3 separate regions of the Homo sapiens genome follow, and all the other regions are linked to region 3. Evidence: chromatin loops called from intact Hi-C (ENCODE). Cell type or tissue: GM12878. All regions are shown on one strand. Each heading gives the region's core, and the rest is flanking DNA. Links, peaks and the distances in the headings are about the cores only. Region 1 overlaps FOXG1-AS1 (FOXG1 antisense RNA 1). Region 2 overlaps G2E3-AS1 (G2E3 antisense RNA 1). Region 3 has its middle 290 kb from the start of G2E3.

What was found. Peaks named below come from ENCODE experiments on the same cell type or tissue, not always from the same donor. Only the 100,000 strongest peaks of a DNase experiment are listed, where the experiment ranks them.
Region 1: a loop joins it to region 3, with 11 times the contacts of the local background. A loop is called at or near these places in 14 of 110 quality-filtered maps.
Region 2: a loop joins it to region 3, with 2.8 times the contacts of the local background. A loop is called at or near these places in 2 of 110 quality-filtered maps.

The regions. Positions count from the first base shown.
Region 1 is chr14:28,749,379-28,754,752 of GRCh38, reverse strand. All of the region lies in intron 2 of FOXG1-AS1 (FOXG1 antisense RNA 1), which reads left to right. Among named protein-coding and RNA genes, the nearest start is that of FOXG1-AS1, 13 kb to the left of the region's middle. In GM12878, for the core only: CTCF peaks have their summits at 329 (motif pointing left) and 3,117 (motif pointing left); DNase peaks (open chromatin) are centred at 312 and 3,032.
Region 2 is chr14:30,519,174-30,524,547 of GRCh38, reverse strand. The region is part of intron 3 of G2E3-AS1 (G2E3 antisense RNA 1); the gene reads left to right. Among named protein-coding and RNA genes, the nearest start is that of G2E3, 37 kb to the left of the region's middle. In GM12878, for the core only: a CTCF peak has its summit at 2,444 (motif pointing right); a DNase peak (open chromatin) is centred at 2,447.
Region 3 is chr14:30,267,625-30,272,998 of GRCh38, reverse strand. No RefSeq gene overlaps it. Among named protein-coding and RNA genes, the nearest start is that of G2E3, 290 kb to the left of the region's middle. RefSeq lists enhancers at 1-455, 2,005-2,506 and a silencer at 2,154-2,203. In GM12878, for the core only: a CTCF peak has its summit at 2,132 (motif pointing right); a DNase peak (open chromatin) is centred at 2,198.

The DNA of each region.
Region 1 (5,374 bases), core at 258-5,257, 1.5 Mb after region 3:
AAAGATGAATATCGTCATTGTTCACAGCTGGAACACGTTTACTTCTTAAAAGCTGGTGAAGTGTAGACACGAGAACTGTTTTCCCGACTCTGGCTCTAGCACTCTTTTCCTATGGATCCTTAGGCAAGTTACTTCATCTTTCCAGTTTTTTCTTAATCTGGAAAATAAGTGACCTGCAATCACTAATATATAAAATATCATTCATTCATCAAATTCCCAACAACACTACCACTAAAATATAACTTTAAAAACCATAAGAATCTTTGGAAAAAATTTTTGGGGAGGTGGGGCTGGGAAGCAGGAAGAAAATCTCATTCTAACAGCAGCAGCGACATCTAGTGCCCATAATGCTCAATAGTAGCAGTGAAGGTGTGGGATTGTTTACTGAGTTTTTGGAGGGGAGAGCCATGGAGGCTTTTCTAATAAATCTTGACTGTCTGTCGGGCACACAATAGTCTTTTGATAATAAAAAAAATTCTAAGCTTTGATTATGGTAATAAGACATAGAGAGACAACGGTTTTTACCTCAAATCTGCACATAGGGCAATTAAAGTTTGTTATGAGTATTCTTCCAATGCTTTAAATTCCATGTCAAGGAACTAGTTCTAAAAAGTAATTTTATTTTGAGGGGGGTTGCAATTTATTTACCTAATTTTCCAAATTATCACTAAATATGTTTCTACACAAATACTTAACAAAATTGAAAAAAATTTATTTTTGATATTTTCTTTTATCTGAACTAACCACTTTGATTGGAGATAATTATCTAGTGAATAGCAGGGAACATACTAAAAATAACACCATGTTTTAAGTAATCACATATATGCCCTGTCTATATTACCTTGGCTGAAAATATTTTATAATTCAAAGAAATGGAATTCCTATGTCTATATGGATTCTGTTTCTTCTTCTTACAGCAAAGATTAAATGAACTATCTGGGCACAGGAAAAATCTTAGCAATGGTAGACTGCAGAGCCCCAAACTTTTCAGAATAACAATTTCGGCATTTGCTTGGCATTTAAGATGTTAGAGAGAGAGAGAGAGTAGACCTCTTCTCATTCCCTGTGACTGTAAGCTGGCCATGTGCGTGGGTGTAGTTTGTGCATGCACTTGCTGAAGTGTGTGTTTAATTTCCTAATAGCAAAGCAGCTGATGACTACTGGTATATGGATTCATGTTTTGTAACTTTAAGGGAAACCAATTTTGTTTATTCTATTTTTCACCAATATTTCCTAGATTTTACTATAAAATTTGGTCACTGGCATGCTATCTAGCTAGTTCTAGAATAGTAAGATAAATATACAAGTTGTTAACACCTAGGGGAATTTGAGGTAGTCACAACACTTCTCTTGAACCTTAGTTTTCTTATGCACAAAATCAGAAAGTTGAATCTGCTATCCCTTATAATTCAAAAGATTTTTAAGTCAATAAATCATCAACCTTCATTTGAGAAGACTCTCTTGTGGTGTCTTCATTGTTATTTGCAACTCTTCTCTATCACTCCTGAGTTCTCTAGTTAGGCATCTCATCAGAAATGAGAATTGATGAGCCAGCCCTCCATCTTCTCTATCTTCCTGTCTTGTTCTTTCCCTTTTTCTGCTTTTAAAAATAACAAAAATCTCAGACACTCTAGTCACCATTTACTAACTCATTGGCATGCACTCAGCTCTCCCTTGCTATCCATCCAGAAAAATCATAATGTGAGATAGGACCAAACTGAACACAAAGCTGAGGCAGCTGTATTCAAGTTTTCTAACATGTTCCCATATCCTCATGGTGATGATTAATTATTATTATTATTATTATTATTATTAGGAACCAGAGCCAAAGTATTCTGGCTGCAGATAGCCCACATTTTTCTCTCTGCTTCTGTGTCCCTGTGAATAAATTTCTTCAGGAGGATGCAGTAAAATGTCTCCAAATTCAATCTGACTAGGAACATCATTACACACTTTTAGCAATAAGAGTGTTCACAGAAGGCAAATATCACTCCGTGATGCAAATATGCTCAGCATTTAATATAGACCTCAGGGAAGCTGAAGACACACACACATACCCATGCACACACACACACATGCATGCGTGTGTGTGTTGTATATAAAGTGTGTGTGTGTATATACATATACACACATATGTGTATAAATATATGTATATGGAGTATCATATCTACATTGACCTGGGTTGATAGAAACAAACAAGTTTGTTACAGGGAAAATTCTAAATATATCAAAGGTTTCTTTCTTAGATGCCTTTTTGTTGTTCCCTAGAAAACTTCTTAGTTCCTACTACTTGGACTTTTATTTAAAATTCCTTATGCTGTACGAAGTTCATAAGACATGTTTTATTCTGCAGATTTTTCACAGACCTCATAAACACAGGTATTATTCTATTTTAGAAGTGAGGAGGCTGACCCAGACAGACTAAATTACTTGCTTAAGATCACTCCACTAGGAAGACACAGAAAAGGAGTGTGAATCCTGGCTTTGGACAGGCCGCAACTTACACTTGGTCATTTTTAGGGTTGGAGCCTTCAAACTGGGAAACAAGGGGATTGACTGAGGCTGTTCATTAAACTTCACCAGGATTCCACCGCATATATTTGAGAAATCTCAACTTTTAAAGAATTTTGGGACCCCTAGTCTGTGTTTGCTACTCCTCATTCATGTATGATTTTCTCCTCTTAACACTAACAATTTTATATTCTTTCTACAGGAAGGATAATCTTTGGAAAAAAGGTTGTACTCTAAACATTTTTGTTAATTATCTTGGGAACTAAGATTTTAGAGTTGGAGGGAATCTAAGACATTTTGTGATTCAGCAGCTCTGGAGTAAGATGATTGTCCGAATCAATGGCTCCTGAGAACTGTGTGAAATGGGAGTCCAAATTATTGTCAGTTCTCTGGTGTTGCTTCCTACCCATCTCCCTGGATTTTTGGCTTTATGCATTAATACATTTGGTTACTTCATTCTTGCTGGCCACCCTGTGGACTAGTTTTCCAAGCGGCTGCATTTTCAGCAGCACACTGTGGACTTAGCCAAGCACTTTAAGCTGAGAGCTGTTAAGCCTTCCTGGATCTATTTTCTCTCAAGTAGCTCTCTGCTGCCCTCAACTGGTGTTCAGCCACCAGAGCTAGCTAGCCTTCAGCATTTACACGAATCCACCGTACCCTGGCTTCAAGTCAGATATGGGAGCATCATTAACCACACTGTTTATGGCTTTTATAGCATGGAAAAATAGAACCCAGGCCCATTCACGTCCACTTATGCCTCAGGTTCTCACTTTCTACAAGTTTGCAGATGGGCCATGAAGGAGAATATCTGATTTTCACTTATGTGTGCTGGAGTATTTGGAAGGGCTTACATGAAAATGTAAACTTTCTCTTTAATTATCAAATTGAGATACACTTCAGCTGATAGACCAAATTTTTGAACATGTTGCAGTTAGTCTTAAGAAATACGAAACATTTTGTCTTTGATGTAAACAAGATATAGAGAATCATATGAAATCCATGAATTACTTGTAAACTTTCTCATTTGTTCAATAAATACATAGCGTACACATACTGTACGCTAGACATTATTATTGGTGCTAAGAATATAGCATTGGATAATGGAGGCAAAAACCTCTTCTGCCTTTATTAAGCTAACTTCCCAGTTAAGGAAAATAGACATTAAACAAGTAAATAGGTAAAATACATTTTAAGGGAATGTAACATTTCCATATCTATTTCCTACCCCAAGTACTGTAGCGATTGCATGTTTTTGTTTTGTTTTGTTTTGTTTTGTTTGAGACGGAGTCTCACTCTGTCGCCCAGGCTGGAGTGCAGTAGCGCGATCTCGGCTCACTGCAAGCTCCGCCTCCCGGGTTCACGCCATTCTCCCGCTTCAGCCTCCCGAGTAGCTGGGACTACAGGCGCCCGCCACCACGCCCGGCTGATTTTTTGTATTTTTAGTAGAGACGGGATTTCACCGTGTTAGCCAGGATGGTCTCGATTTCCTGACCTCGTGATCCACCCCCTCGGCCTCCCAAAGTGCTGGGATTGCAGGCGTGAGCCACAGCGCCCGGCCGCGATTCCATGTTTTTAAGAACATTTGTAGTAAAGTTAAAGAGGCATAACTAGAGTTTATACAGGGACCATGCATGCTATATAAATATTGGATGCGTTATTTATTAATGAATTCATAAATTTCTTGTGAATATAGAGTAGATATATGAAAGTGTTTGATGCAGATGAGTGTTTGAACCTTTCAGCTGAAGAGACGTTTTGTCTTTTGTTTCTATACCAATCTCTCCTGTTGAATTGCCTTGTGGTTGGAATATCACTTTGTCACCCCCTGTAATAGCTGCCACTAAAGTCCTTGCTATTGCTGCTATTGACGATGGTCTCTGGTTATTATCTTTACTTTTCTCTTTGTTTTTATTCTGTTCTCTTACTATGTCTTTTGCTTTCTTCTCAGATAAACTCTGATAGATACCACTGACCAAATAGAATAAGTTTTCCCTTTCTTATGTGGTGGAACTACCAGTCATAACTAGGGAGGTTTAATCACCTGATTTTCTTTTCACTACCAGGTCTATTTGAAATGGGTATTTGTCCTAGGTAAAATGCAGCTGATTTGGAAGAAACCAAAATATTAATCAAATAATAACCAAGTGGTAGTGGCAATTACAGATACACAGCTTCTAAGTAATATGTTTGTATTTAAATAAATAAAATAGTCCAAATTCTGAAAAAAAAACCCTATAATATAAAACTGAGTTTGAGTTGCTGGGTGAGAAGCTTCATCCTTGCCGTGAAAAATTTTTCTGTGTGGAACTTTCCAGTTTTGTTTTTATGATGCAGACGTCTTCTGCTAGGCAGACATGACACCATCTCAGTGAACCATGTAGGTCAGCACAGGGTTAAAAATATGACGTACCTATCCTTATATGAATTAGAAATGTTTATATTTATTAACACATTTCTTGAAATATCTTTAATTTTTGTTTACTTCTGATTTTATATATCACAGACTTGCTGTAAAAAATTTCTAGTATATTATAAAGAAGAAAATAAACATAAATCATCTATTAAAGTAAAACCTATATTCTAAATAATTTGGATCATCTTGTGGGTATATTTTGTGTTCAGCCTTTTGTTCATTATTGTTATACTGTGAGCATTTCCACATAACTATTTTTAAAACCTATAGTTACAAATATCTATATTAACCTATGGATAATGATAAACAATTTAACCACTGTCCATTAACCATTGCTTCACATTTAGGTGGTTTCTAATTTTTCATTATTAAAATGACTTGAGATATATAACTTTGCACATAAGCTTTTTCTCCAACTTTGATCATTTATAATAGATTTTTTAAGGGCAA
Region 2 (5,374 bases), core at 259-5,258, 250 kb before region 3:
GAGAAAAGGAACATCCTTAGCCTTGAAAATACAGAGATACCGAGAAGAATCTGAACAGGCAGGCCTTGCTAAGTTCCCCTGATTTTATTATCATTAGATCTTACCCTCTTTGTCCAATCATACTTCTACACAATTGTCTACTCTTCATCAAACCCTACCATGGAAACATGCACGTTTTCTGTTTCTTTGGGTCTTTATTTTTGAAGGCTCCCTATGTCACATGAATTTAAATTTGTAAACTTTTCTCTTGTTAATCTGTGTTTTTTTTACGGGGGCCTCAGCCATGAGCCTTGCAATGGGTGAGGAAAAGATACTACTTTTTCTCTGGTACAATACCAGTTAACAACTTTCAGATAGTTTATTAGGAAAGCAGTCTGGGGACTACCAAGCTATGAAAAGGGCCTTGGCCACTGATTCCTGATTAGTTCAGACACTGGACCTTTGGACAAAAGCATCAGAGTAAAAAAGTACATTTACCTGGCTTTGGGCCCTGTGCTTGTATCCCTTGGGCATTTTTGTTATGGAAAGGGGCTAGGGAGGATAAAGCTTGGTTGGATGGAGGAAAGGGAAAGGAAGGAAAGGTAAGGTAATGGTAGGACAAGATACAGGCATTCAGAAATCTTGCATCCTGACCAAATACTTTTTTAGTTCCACCTTTGACACAGCTTATTGAATCAAAGATATCTAGGTTGAAATCAAAGCTGTACTAGCTATGAAAAAGGTGATGATGTGAATGTTGCCTAACTCCTAAACTTCAGGTTCCTCATGTACAAAGTCAGGGGACTGTAACTCATATTGGATATATTGGGAATATAACTCATTAGATTATTGTAAGATTTATGACCTACCTGGCACATAAAAAGCACTCAGTAAGTATTTGTTGAACACATATACTTAATTTTGTGCCTAGCATATAGTCTTCAACAAATGGAAACTTTTATGATGACTGCTATCATTAAAGGCCTGAATCCCAAATATAAATATAAGTGCAGACAGAAAGCACCTCAGTGTTGAGAAAAATACACGGTACTCACCAAATCTAAATTTTATGAATGCTTAAGGCTATTTTTGATGAGATCGTGTATATGGATCTATAGATTATCATAGAATTAGTTAAAGACTTAAAATATTTTATAAAGAAATACTGAGTGCCCAGAGAGGGGAGAAGTAAAGTACCAAGTAACCAGGGCAGCATATTGTGCTGGGGGGATGGATCAGCCTAAATATGAAGAATAAGTTATCTGCCCATATCAAACTATCCTACACATCAATGTCAGACGAATCTTTCCAAAACTCAATATGTCAGTTTGCTATTCAAAACCTATTAACAGAGCAATGATCCCCATTGAGAATCTGATGACAATTATGGACATTCTTTCTAGAGAAATTCATATGTGCACATGTAAAGATATTTTTCTCTATTATTTCAAGAAATTATTGGACACATCAAAGCCCATTATAAACCATGTATGGTCCATTGATGCCACCATTAGAACTTCTGAGGTTCATTCTAATAATATATAGTCCAGCATTTTTATCTTGACATTCAAGACCCTCTACAAAATCTCTGTATTATATCTACAATAGCTATAACGACTTTACTTTCTACTCCATTCTCACTCCTCTTGACCAAACACATAGACCCATTTTTGCAGAACACGACTTACCCATTGTCTTCCAAAGATTTCAGAATTGGAGGCATCTATCTTGTCTCTTGTAACAGTTTGTAACTGTTCCTTTTGTCTGAAATGCCTTTCTTAGTCTTCCCTGGTTATGTAATTCCTTCTATCTCTTTAATAAAGGCCATTTCAGTTCCATATATTCTGCCAAATCTTTTTCAAGCAATGATGACCATCAAAAGTCATGATCTATTGGTAATAAACTGGGGCGGGGAGGGGGAAGTTGGGAGGAAACTTAGCAAGGCCTGCTTGTTCAGATTCTTTTTAGCATCTCTGTGAAACATTTCTCCCCTCCAGGACACCTGTCACATGAAGGCCTTCAAGAGAGAAGGTGAGAGAGACCTTCTGCTTTGTGGTTTTCTCAATTTCCTTCAGCTGAAAATACTCAGTACGCCAAGATGCCATGTTTTAGAGCATTGCGTTCTGAGCCCTGACATTGCCTTTATCACCCATTTGAGAGTTCATGTGTGTTCTTTTTAGTTTATCCTTTCATACATATATGTCAAGTCTCCCTAGCTCAATTGTAAGCCCTACAATGGTAAGGGCTATGTTTTATGCATTTTGGCTCAGAGATAAAATATTGCAGATAGTAATGCCGTGTTTCTTCAGATTGTAGTAAAATGTTTAAGAAAACTAACACAATTTAGCCTAATTTCCCACATAAATACAATTATCTGACCCAAGCATAGGTATAAAAACAAAACGACATTTTAAAAAAGTTGAAAAGTGTTCTAGAATTCGGTAGCATTACAATCAGTCACCACTAGATGGAGGAAGTGATTTTCTTAGTTGGAGTGAATTTGAAGCTTTTCGTTTGAAGAATCACAAACGCTTGCTTAGGCCTCAGATGGTTATTGTTGGCAATTTATCAGATTATCAATATTTTCAAGAAGATTGGTCTTCTTTATAATTTTATAAAAAGTATTCTCTATCTTCCTTTTTCAAATCCCACCCGTAAAAAAGGCAAAACAAAAATAAAGGAACAGACATAACTAGTATGAAATAAAACATATTAAACAAATGATTTTAAATATACCTTGAATTTCATATGATTTCATCACATATTAGCATAATTAATGCCTTTTTATAATAAAATAAATATGATGTTTGTAGACCTTTATAGACTTCATTGTCTTTCTGAGTATCATGCTGTTTGACTGTATTTATTGCTATTGTTATGTGTTTACAACATGCCTACATCAAGTACAAAAACTTTTGCTTCAATTGACTTTTGTTTTGAAAAGCCCTGTTTTGTGTTCCTTCCAAAAGGCAAATTTGAAACTCAGAAAAAAAATTAAATTTCTATAACTGTGAAAATCACTTTTCAGTAAGGGCAAAATTGATATCATTGCAGTTGATTAGAAAGTGAAACCCTTCACCTTTCTTTCTTTCTTTTCTTTCTTTTTTTGGTAAATGTTGTTACTTTTCTGTAACTGTAGCAGAAATGTTAGAATTATCATAAATGAGCTTTTGCGCATGCTGTTATTTCATCTTCTGTAAAAAAATTTCAATCATATTCTTAATGTTTCTGTTTCCAAGCCAACTGTTTAATGCTCAAGGCTTTATTTCAGACTGCAGTTCAGACTATTCATTTATGCTAACAGTAGAGCTTGAACAATACTGTAAATTAAAGAAAATGTAATTTTGGGATTTGTCTTATAATTTACCATTTTCAAAAAGCACTCTCTGGAGAAATTAATAGCTTAAATATTACTGGAATAATGAGGATCAAGTTTGAGGAAAATATAGCTTGAAAGTCTATTACTGAAAATGATGGAAATAGGCATTTTTGTATTGCTATCCAAGCAAATATAATACCATACCATTTATCTCTAATTATCCCCAAGAAAAAGAACAAGAAGCACTGAAAAAACAAAGAGTAAAGATTTAAATGGATCTGTTATTCTCCTGCTTTCCCTCACCTACTATTTCTGTTATTATAAATATTAACAAAAATCAGCAAATAGAACTAGAGAGTAAAAACAGAAGGCTGATATATTCTTTGGGTCAACAAAGAACTTCTATGCAGCACATCAAAAAATCTTGGGTCTATTATTCTGGGAAAATATCCTCGCATATAATCCAAATGTTCATTTTCAAATCCATTCATGTTCAACGAAGTGTGTGATTTTTCTATTCAAGTTAAAGAAAGCCAGATTGAGAATTTATCTAAATTCAGTTAATTATATTTGGTCAAGCATTGTCCTTGGCACAAATATTCTCCAGATCTAAAATTTTTGTACTTTTAATCAGCTATGGCTACAGAGGTCATTGGCTGCAAAAATAGAAATTTTAATTACCTCAGCATACCATGCTATAACTAGACCTTTATATTTTGTGTTGTTTCTTCCTGTCCAAATAAATGGTTGGGTTTATGCAACAAATGTATCCTACAGAGGTAAAACAGGGACAAACAACATGGAACAGTTCAGTGAAATTAATTTGTATCTTAATGGAGCTTTGTGAAAGTTTAGAGCTTCATTTCTGAATGGTAAGTAGCTGCTGTCAGCCATTTGCATTGTATCTCTTATGGCACAGTCATCATTTGGGCTGGGTAGCTTCACCACCATCCAATTAATTTTTAAAATTATACCACAAGGAATTGACACATTGTCTTGATGCATTTATATCCGTGATCTTGGAGCTTTGATGCCTCACTTACCACCACCCTCCCCAACTTGTGAGAAAGACTTCTCTCCTTTGTAAAGGCAGGGATGTGAGACAGAAAAGAAGCAGGCAGAATTTTTACACCTCCTCTTGTCAGTCTGGATGATTCACTAAGCTTGGTAGGCTGTATGCCCTGTATCAATACAATTACATAATCATTACCTGTAAGTTAAATTACTTCACACACCCACTGGCAAAAATGTAACAATAAAGCTATTTTTATGATTTTTCCCCTTCAAAGTAATTATATATAGTTGAGAAACTAAACTACATTCAAACTAATGTAACTTCAAACATTACCTTTCCCCTTATAAAACTTTTTGCTCTTCTTACCTTGTACTGTACTGAGTTTAAAAACAGAAAAAGAAAAAGAAAAACTAGGTATAGTGGAGAGAAAAATTGTTCAGCTATTCAGCAGATAAATTCAGAAAAAAAATAATGGAAACTGGTAGCATTTCCACACTGCCTAATAGGTAGTAGGTGCCCAAAAAGCACCCATTTAAATAATGTTAAATACATACGTTTCTTTCAAAGTGACTGGAAAAATGCCCAGATTTCCAAGAATAAAAGTGTACATAGAGGATCATTTTTTGACAATAAATGCAAGCATCAGAAAAATTTCCATGAATTAAGGGAAATAAAGATGACTTTATGATTTTATAATTAGCTAGTTTTGAAAATTAGTGTGTCTAACTTCTGGGCATTTAAAAGATTTAGTGATAGAAGAGGAAGCCATGTAACCTCAAAGGGCACGGGTTTGAATCCAACACAGGTTGTCACAGAAAGTTGATACCACTTGACAACTGCTTTGTGAAATGAGCTGGTCTCAGTCCAGTGGACAGATGTCCATATCACAAAATACTCTAATTGGCAGTCTTTGCAGAGGAGCCAAGAATTGAATGGGCCTGGAATCTGAACCCTCTTCTCACTCTTTAGAGGGGCAGACAGAGGTAAACTCATAAAGGAAGCTTAGAATTGCTGGTGGCAATCATATATATGTTTTATGGATAAACAGAGGACTTTGTGTT
Region 3 (5,374 bases), core at 174-5,173:
GTTCAAATGTGGAGGGTGGGAGGATGAGAGAGGGAGTGGGTAGAGGAAATTACTTTGATGGATAATCATAGCTCACGTCATAATCTGCAGTTAGAAAGGGCAAAAAAGGAATGCCTGTATGTACATATTTAAACATATGTTTAGTTTTTGTAGTCGTACCCAAGTCACTTAGAAATCAAAATTAACAAGGCCATGGCAGGGGTGGAGGTTAAATACATAGAGAAACCTGAATTGTCTAGAGCAACATTAATACATTCGACCACATCTTGGAGTTTTATGGGGCACGCTGTCTCAAAACCAGCACAAATATTTAGTGGCATGTGATTATTCATTACAATCTGAAATTTCGCTTTTGGGAATTGTGCTCCCCCCACCCCATTTAACAAACCTCAAAATAAATTTAGACCTGGTATTTACATTATTGTTATAAAACTGTTTCTTTTTTTTCTGTCACAGTATCACAGACTTCAAATAAATCTGTGCCTTCTCTTCATAAGTTTTAAGACAATGTGACATGCAGTAACTGGAGACCATGGAGAACTGAGCTTACAGTTGATACTGGCATTTGCTAGGATTTGGATGAAAAGGACACAACTGGTTAAACTAGAGGAAAAGCAAATGGGAAAGTTGTAGGAAATATACTTTAAAACATACAAATTAAGCAATGAATTGTATGGATGTTAAAACTGCAATATTTGAGATCAGAAAAAAATTATTAAAGGTTGATTTAAGTGACAGCACTTTGAACAGTCTAAATAAAGGCAAGTATGTGGCTCTTTTCTTGAAATATCTGTCAATATCTCCCTTCTGTGCCTTCAGAAACAACGCAGACTGTCTAGTTTGCATGGCAGCAGCATTTGGTTGGATTTAGAGAGAGCGGCTTGCCTCGGCATTGTTATTTGCCTCAATGTGGAAGTGCCAGATCCTAGGAAAGAAAGGAAAGAAGGCAAACCTCTAAAATAGAGGAGAGCTGTGCTGTTCTTGCTTTTCTGTGCAGTTTGGAGAAGGTTTGCAGCTGCTGAAATCCCAGGACTGTGCCCCAGCTATGACGGCATTATGCAGCAGGCGCTCAAAGTATAGTGTTTTTTAGGTTTTCCAGCATTTGCCGACATATTAGCTGTATTGCTTAATTGTAATTTACTTGCATCTACAGAGAAATCATTTTGTTTCCCACCCCCTCTCAAACCTACCTCTAAAGAGTGAGCAAAGTGGGATTTATGAATGCACTCTAAATGTTTGAGAAAGATTAGCTGTTATTCTATAGGGTATTAGAAAATAAAACTAACAGCAATACAAAAATATTAGTCAATAATGGCCTTTCCCAGGTGACTCTTGAACCTTGTGAAAGCACACATTCTCAACAAAGATTTATTAGTCTAGTCGGGGAACACATGATAATGATAGCAAGAGCTGCCAGAATTTAATTTGCTTTAATTAATCATTTGCTTCATAACACGACGATTTTCCCCCTCCCCCTCCCCTTTTGTAACTGTCTAGATTATTTTAAAACATTAGATATTACACTGTGGATGGCTGATGAAACTGAAATTGAATGCTGTAAAAGTTAGATTAAAAATTCATTTAACAGTATAAACATTTCAGAGTGCAGGATGGTGCCGATTAGGTCAAGTGAGTATGGAGTGATAAAACAGTCATGGAGCTGAGAGAAAAAATATTGTCAGAGGGCATTCAAACAGCTGAATTTAGTCTAATTTAAATGTTATAGCAGACACACAAAAATTGTTAACTAGAAATATCGTTATAATTACTCTTTGGTATTTTAGCAACACAGACTGGTAAGAAGTCAGAACCTAGGTTTAAACACATTTATTCATTTCACTGTACAAACAAGCTTTGGTTGCAACTGGAATTCGTTCTCATGGTTAGGCCAAGGGCCCTCCATGGAGTGCTGAAGCTGAGTCAAAGACCACCTCGCCTGGCCCTCGTAGGAGAATTAAATGGAGTCGCTCAGATTTCCAGGATAGCCAAGACACCAGCTATTTTCATCATGCTCCTCTGGACAGCACTGAGCGGCAAGTGTCTCCTCCACGTCTGGCCTGGGAAGTGGCCAGGCTCAGAGGCAGGGAGACTGGGCTCAGTTAAGCCTAACAGAGATGCTGGCCTTCAGCCACGAGGGGGAGCTCACGGACACCCCTACTGACAATGCAGTGCAATTGGCTTGAGAAGCTAAAGCTTTCCCAAGGGTTTGAAGAACGACACGGCGCCTGACATCGCCGCTGACGACTGCTGATGTGAACGCTTTTGTGTGACAGGCTGAGGGGAGCTGGGGCGGGGAAACTTACATTTGTCTAGGCTTAGTGACCAAGCAAAACGCTTGTGTTCCGAGGTCTTTCAGCTTCCTCCATTTTGCTGATGCCTCGATGGACAACCTCAGCACTTAATTCTTACCCTTGTCTTTGTGAGCCTCCCCCACGAGTTGATTGGCTGTATTAAACGGGATTAAGCCCAAATAAATGCTCAGAATTCTTCATCAGCTCCCCATCGTCTACAAGATAAACTTCCTTCGGGTGTCACCAAGGCACTGAATGAACTGGTCCCTTCCTGTGCCTGTATCTTAAGCGTCATTTCAGCTCTCATCCCACTCTACCCAGCACATTGCTCATTAGCTACGCCTACTTCTCAGTCGTGTCCCTCTAACCCGTTGCCTTGCCTCAGCCTGATTGTCACTCTTTACATCACCCATCTTTGATTCCCTCGGAAACAGTGCTCACCTTGTAAGGTTCCTGTGAGGATTAAATGAGGTAATTTAGTAGTATGAGCCTGGAATATAGACGGTACTAGTGAGTGTTAGCTGTTATTATTAAGGACTTGCTTACGATCCTGTCCTTACACTTTGTACAACTTTCCCCCATATCAAGGACATTATAGTATTGCTTATTCACATGCCCTTCTCCTCACGATATTATAATCCTCTTGAGGATTATGTTTTTTAAATTTTTGGATCCCCAACCTAACACGATGTTTGGCTGCCATGTTGTAGGTGCTCAATAAATGTCTCCTGTATGAACTAGTGGCTGTTTGTTGTAAAGCATTCTGCAGTTTGGTCACTGGCCAATTTTTAAGAAGTATATAAGACCTTAAGTATTTTTTAAAGAAGCAGACATTTGGGTGGCTGCATACCATTTTTTCTCAAGCAGGTTTTCTAACCGTTTTCAGAATCAGTTAACAAAAAACTCTCACAAGGCCAGGCATGGTGGCTCACGTTTGTAATCCCAGCACTTTGGGAGGCCGAGGTGGGTAGATCACCTGAGGTCAGGATTTTGAGACCAGCCTGGCCAACATGATGAAACCCTGTCTCTACTAAAAATACAAAAAAGCAAAAAAATTAACTGGGCATGGTGGCATGCACCTATAATCCCAGCTACATGGGAGGCTGAGGCAGGAGAATCATTTGAACCTGGGAGGTGGAGGTTGCAGTTAGCTGAGATCACACCACTGCACTCCAGCTTTGGTGACAGAGTGAGACTCCACCAAAAAAAAGAAAAAATAGTAACAATATAGTCCCAATATATATAACAAATATATATATATATATATATATATATATATATATATATATGTCCCAAAAATAGTAACAATATATATCTCTTTGTTTTTTCAAATGCAAATAGTATTTTCAAGGACAATCAATTCATTACCTAATTCATTAAAATTGATCATCAATGAACTCAAGATGTTTTCATAAACAATTCATCCTCTAAGTACGAAACTTGGCTGTCACTCACTCTATCTAAAGGCATCTTCCAAAATGAGTTCAATAGAGGCAGCAGGGATAGAGTTGGTGTGTATTTTCTCACTGCGGTTCTTTGATGGAGACTATATGCTCTGTTTAACTTTTAAGTTCTTAACATAACAAACGGTTCCATTTCCTTGTCTACTCTACAGAACTCACCTGAAATACAATCAATTGCAATTATAATTGTAGAGTAGTCTGACATAGTCTGCCCATCAAGGTGAGAAAATGAGAGAGGTAAGAGCCCTATTCTGAGCCTCAAGAAAGTTTCAGGCTGGGAGAATCACCTAATTTGGAATTTTGTAAGGAAAAGAACATTGAAATCTCTTGCTTCACCAACAGTGGAAAGGCTTATAGATACTCGCTGTCAAGAAAGCCAGTCTTGCAGCTCTTTTCAATTTCCTGGGAAGTCAGGATATCCACTGCAGCTCACGGCACACCTTCACAGTAGAGTCACAGCAAGCTTTGTGCCAAGGAACAGGACAACATCATAGAAATTTGGGGGTCTCCTTGGAATTCTTAACCCTAAAATGCAGGGGGAAATTACAAACTGGTATTCATATGATTGACTTTGAATCTCACTGAAGGGATGTGAGCTGAAGAAAAATGTACTGTCATTTGCTTGGTTCAGAATTTCTGAGTGTTGGGGGCTGGTAGGTAACTCCTGTGGTCCCACAGAGAGCATTGTAATCAAGGAGAGCTCTTTACATCCCCTCTAGCTCCCTGCAATACGCACTGGCAGAATTGGTTAAATGAGCCGCCATACTCTGGTCAATATGAATAGGCTTGTAAGATGCTCAGTTTGATTTAATGGCCACCCATGGACTTCCATATGCAGAAAGAACTGTCACATTCAGTCTGAATAAAGCTCGAAAAATCAACTACTCCATTTGGTGTTGTAGTTGCATTTTAATGTCCTCTTCAGAATTCTCCGTTATAGTAACATCTCTGCAATCAGTCTAGCATAAAAAGACCTGTTTATAATAAATTGGTCAGCCTCTTATGTACCTATCTTTTCTGATAGGATAGAGAATGATAAGATTGTTCTTTGTAGACTAGGCTATAAGATTTTTAATATGACAAGTTGTATCTCTCCATTTATACAAGTGATTTATTTCAGGTTTTATTTCTGTTTTGAGTCTTTGTTTTCATGTTAACTCATAATTGTCCTGGGGGAGGGAGGAGGCAAATGGATTTCACCCACGAATTGTAGATCTTTGGGAGATGTTTGAGTGAGATGAAGTTTATAAAGAAGCCAGTTCTTGAACAACAAAATTGCTCGGTTTTTTTGCCATACTTTCAGCTAGGAAAGCAACTAAGTACTTTTGTGACAGTTGTGAACTACAGTGCCCTGGACAGAAAATGTTGGCAGAAGCAGAAGTGCGCCACTGATTTGTATGACTATTCTGAGGTGGAATAATCACACTGCCTTGTTAGTTCATAATAATCACCCAGTACAGAGGACCCTAGACCTTTGGAATCACTCAAAATTTTCATTACAGAACCAGCAGTCTTTTAGACGTGCTCTGGTGTACCTCAATGTTGAAACTGCATATTACAGGTTATGCTCCTGTAAATAAAGGACATTTTGTTATGCCCACACTCAGCTGTGTTCCCTAC